2 separate regions of the Homo sapiens genome follow, and region 1 is linked to region 2. A link is a loop called in an ENCODE intact Hi-C map of the cell type or tissue named here. Cell type or tissue: natural killer cell. All regions are shown on one strand.

Region 1 (2,500 bases), 300 kb after region 2:
AAAAAATATATATATATATATAATATAAATGGTTTCTGAAACCATTTAAGTGGGTACTTAATACCCAGACTGCAAATAACCCTAAAGACAGTCTGTTTTGATCTAGAAACTCTAGTCAATGTTCCAGTTTTGTTTTTTTTTTTAATTTGAGATGGAGTCTCACGCTGTTGCCCAGGCTGGAGTGCAGTGGTGCAATCTCTGCTCACTGCAACCTCTGCCTCCCGGGTTCAAGTGATTCTCCTGCCTCAGCCTCCCAAGTAGCTGGGATTACGGGCACCCACTACCACACCCAGCTAATTTTTTTTTGTATTTTTAGTAGAGACAGGGTTTCACCATGTTGGCCAGGCTGGTCTTGAACTCCTGACCTCATGATCCACCAGCCTCCGCCTCCCAAAGTGCTGGGATTACAGGCGTGAGCCACCGTGCCCAGCCTGTCAATGTTCCAGTCTTCAAGAGAATTCCAAAACTACATTCCCTATATCTCACTCAAGTGAGCTGTGATTTTAATGAATTGTCCAGGGTTAAGCTAGTTGTTAGTAACATAACAATTTTTCTTCTTGTTGAGTCTCAGATAACAGCCCTCATCGTGAGGGCTGTTATCGGAATATTTTGAGGTCTATATATTGGCAGATTTTCTCAGTACAACAGACAGGACATTTTCACATATTTTAAAAGAGAATTTGTGGACTGCATTTTGAATTCCAGTGCCTGGTTTGAATACTGACTATTAAATCCTTCATTTTCTAATTTCTCATCTCTCAGACTCACAGACAATTCATTGGTGATAGAAGCTGATGATTTCCACAAACGAAGTGATACTTGGAATCTTCCTGAAGATCTATGTTGCTTGGATACTCTTTTTTTTTTAAAGTTTTAAAAATTGCTTACTTTTCTTCCAGCAAATTCTCCTAGATCCTGAAGATACTTTTCTAGAAAAAGGAAGAAGTAATATTCTCTTCCCTATTGGAAGACTACAAGTCTACTGCCGTCAATTATTGGAAACAGGCACCCAGCAGTATAACTGCTTCAGCATAATTCCTTGAAGATAGGGTCTTGGCTATTGTAAAAGCTGTAAGATCAAATAGACTAAAGGGTCAGTAAGCTGGCAGGAAAGGAATGGATTCAGTTCAGAAGAAATAGAATAATCAATGACCTTGGAGATTTCAGACAAATCAGATTTTCTATTGAAGGCAGGGATATAAATAGCACAAACACAACACAGACACGTAGAAACAAAAGCCACCAACTCAACTTTTTGTTTGAAAACTTGTTAGGTCTAGAGAACTGTTCAAACCACAGCTGCTAATGGTTATGGATTTGGCAATCAAAATGTCTTTGTTAAAAAAAAAAAGTTTTAACTGCCTTACTATTGAGGTTACAAACCACAGCCTTGATGCATTGTTGCAGTCAACATCCTCCCTGCTGTTTTTGAGAGCTTACATCTGCTGCTGGCAGATAAAATGCTGGCAAACAGCATGGGCTCCTTCCAGGGGAATCACAGGAGAAGCTTTAACGAGATGGCTCTCATCTACCTTTTTACCCTGAGTTGAACCCATAGCCTTTTCTATATCACTTCTACCTTCTCTAGGCTGATCCTCTGCCATTACTCAGGAGGGTTGAGGATCTAGAGGAATTTTTTCTGGCACAAATTAGTCATGTTGGCCATACTAATCTTAGAAGATAAAAAGGAAGACTAGTTCATGGCTCAGGAGAAAGCACATATTTTTAAAGCCATTTAACAGTGTAGTGCACTTGATTTTAAAACAACCACTAACAAAACCTTTTCGATTTTCTTTTTTTAAGAGGACTAAATGATCACACTATGCCAAAAATAGTGAGGGTTTAGTGTATTTTAACTTATCAAAGAAAGGCCAAGAATGTGAGGTCAGAAGTAAATTACTGAATTTTGGGGGGAAAAGAAAAAGGAACAGCATGTAAAGGCAAAATGTGGTCCAAGTCACACAGGAAGTTAGTTTCAGTTGAAGTAAAAATTACTAGATCCACATTAGTTTTCAAAGAAAATGCAATTCAACTGGGTGATAAATGAATATGGAGATACTGAAGGGAAGGCACAGGTCACAGTTAGGAAACTACTTCCTAGATGGTTCTCTCTCAGTGAGTTGACCTATGAGAATACAGAAAAATCAAGCATACTTAGACTAACACTCCTAAACTGTAAATACCATGATACCAGTTCTGTAGTATGTAAATAGGTAGTGCATGTTTGGGTGGGGGATTAATTTATGCTCAAAGTTTTGAGAACACTGCATGTTATATCCACCTCATAGAGAGTCATAATCCACACTAGCATATTAAGGGCTCTGAGATGTTCTACAGTAAACAGATCTGTTTAATCCAAAGGTATTTCCCAAATTTGTGTTTCAGAGAACACCTATGCCATGGAATAGTTTGGTAAATGCTAGTCAAGAGCCATTATTCCTAAACTCTCAACTCATTCATTCAGAAAACAAGAATGAGGCTGGTATAATAGATTAGACAA
Region 2 (2,500 bases):
GGACCCCCGTCCTGATATATATATATATATAAAATGTTATCTATAATCTATATAATATACATATATAATACATACATAGCTGGGATTACAGATGCATGCCACCATGCCCGGCTGATTTTTGTATTTTCAGTAGAGACGGGGTTTTGCCATGTTGGCCAGGCTGGTCCCGAAATCCTGACCTCAGGTGATCCGCCCAACTCGGCTTCCGAAAGTGCTGGGATTACAGGCATGAACCACTGCGTTGGGCCCTGTCCTGATATTTTTTGACCCTGTTCTCCATCATGAAGTGCTGGACTTAGTCAAGAGTTGGAAACTCGCACTCTGCAGGAAGTGAGGAGACTGAGGGAGGCAGGCTGGGTGACTGGGTGACAGGAGAAGGGGGCAGTGGTTGCCCCTCAACCCCTGCCAGCTGCTGCTCAGCAAGGTGGGGACTCCATGTGGCTTCATGTTTTGATTTTTCAACAGAAACTGGACATTCAGATTTTAATGTGAAAAGTCCTGATTTTGGATGCCGACAACAAACCATATAAAGCCATTTCGTGCACTATACTATGGCCCATGTGCTTATTACTTTGCAACTTCAGGTCAAAGATTCCTAGTTTTCACTCTGTGCAGTAACTATAGGGAAAAAAACTGCCAAGTGCACAGTTACGCCCAACCCATAGGTATGACCCCTTCCTCTCCCTCCTTTGTTTTCTTCTTCTTTTTTTTTTTTTTTTTTTTTTTTTTTGGAGACGGAGTCTCACTCTGTCGCCCAGGCTGGAGGGCTGGAGTGCAGTGGCAGTGCAGTGGCAGGATCTCGGCTCACTGCAAGCTCCGTCTCCCGGGTTCACGCCATTGTCCTGCCTCAGCCTCCCGAGTAGCTGGGACTACAGGCGCCCGCCACCACACCCGGCTAATTTTTTTGTATTTTTACTAGAGACGGGGTTTCACTGTGTTTAGCCAGGATGGTCTCGATTTCCTGACCTTGTGATCCCCTTGGCCTCCCAAAGTGCTGGGATTACAGGCCGGAGCCACCGCGCTTGGCCATTTCCTTCTTTTGCTTCAGCCATCAAAGAGCCAGGCCCAAAGGCTGGGCTATCTGAGCATGTTGCCCTTACCCACATCCATCCCATCTCCCCTGAGGAAGAACCAGCTCTGGGCTTCCTTAGAACGCTGTATCTGCAATGCTCCCAGAGGCCACCAGAGGGCAGGGTAGAATGCCGAAAACTATTGGTTTGGGCTAGTGGACGGGCAGGGGTTGTGATCTCAGTCTGGCATCCAGGTTTGGAGGTTCAGGAAGGCAGCTAGGGTTGCTCCCTGAGGGTGCAGTGTGGCTCACCATTCCCAGACACACCTCCCAGTGGATGCCCATCACCTCATTTGTGGATCATAGGAGCAACTTTCTTTCTTTAAAAAAGAAAAACACCCAGGCTGGAGTGCAATGGTACTAGCCACCACCACCAGCTAATTAAAATAAAATTTTTGTAGAGATGGGGGTCTCACTGTGTTGCCCAGGCTGGTCCCAAACTCCTGGGTTCAAGCAATCTTCCTGCCCTCAGCCTTTGAAAGTACTGGATTACAGGCATGAGCCACTGTGCCTGGCCCATAGGAGCAACTTTCTGTCGGTACTTTCTGTCCTTAGCTGTTTTTCCCCAACACACACTGTCTCTCATGCCCCCCAACCACCCAGCAGTCACTGATATCAGGCTGGTCTGCCCCAGACCCACTCGCTACAGACCTTGTCAAGAGCCTTCAATAGCTCCTTGTTACATAAAGCTGGACCATCCAGTTTCTCAGAAGTGGAGTATTGGGATGCTGATCCCAGTTAGGTGAGTGGGAGTGAGCTGAAGAGGCTCTTATTTCCTTCATCTCAGTGTAATTGTAAGGGTAGGCCTTGCTGTTCCAACTTCATACATGAGGAGATGAAGCACGCGGAGAAAAGTGTCTGCCATCAAACTGAACTCAAATACTTTCTGAGTGTCCGTGTTTGATGGTGTAGGGGATACAAAAAACCTGAAGATAGGGTTCCCATCCTCAAAGAGACTATATAGCCTGTTAGGAAAACATGATACTCATCTAAAAAGATAACCAGCTCCCAGCAGCTTTCAAGTAGATAGTACAATAGCAACAGTGGGAACGTCAGAGAGTGGTCCCCGGATGTAGGGGTCAGGGAAGCCTTCAAAAAGGAAGTAGTGGTCTTCAAACTAGTATTTGCACCCCAAGAGGTACAAAAAGAATTTTCACTGTTTTTATTTTTATTTGTTTAATTTTTAAATTTTTATTTATTTACTTACTTTTTGAGATGGAGTCTTGCTCTGTAGCCCAGGCTGGAGTGCAGTGGTGCAATCTCGGCTCACTGCAACCTCTGCCTCCCAGGTTCAAGCAATTCGCTGCCTCAGGCCTCCCAAGTAGCTGAGATTACAGACATGTGCCACCACGCCCGGCTATTTTTGTATTTTTAGTAGAGACAGGGTTTCACCATGTTGGTCAGGCTGGTCTCAAACTCCTGACCTCAGGT

The links. Hi-C counts contacts between places; a loop is a spot of excess contacts. Peaks named below come from ENCODE experiments on the same cell type or tissue, not always from the same donor. Only the 100,000 strongest peaks of a DNase experiment are listed, where the experiment ranks them.
Region 1: it touches region 2 in a loop (9-fold over the local background); 23 of 110 quality-filtered maps call a loop at or near these places.

The regions. Positions count from the first base shown.
Region 1 is chr15:64,429,354-64,431,853 of GRCh38, reverse strand. The region is part of intron 11 of TRIP4 (thyroid hormone receptor interactor 4); the gene reads right to left. Among named protein-coding and RNA genes, the nearest start is that of ZNF609, 30 kb to the left of the region's middle. RefSeq lists enhancers at 817-1,328, 1,329-1,840. In natural killer cell, no CTCF peak of the experiment used is centred here; a DNase peak (open chromatin) is centred at 1,393; H3K27ac peaks cover 1,875 bases.
Region 2 is chr15:64,727,070-64,729,569 of GRCh38, reverse strand. No RefSeq gene overlaps it. Among named protein-coding and RNA genes, the nearest start is that of OAZ2, 25 kb to the right of the region's middle. In natural killer cell, a CTCF peak has its summit at 1,179 (motif pointing right); a DNase peak (open chromatin) is centred at 1,179.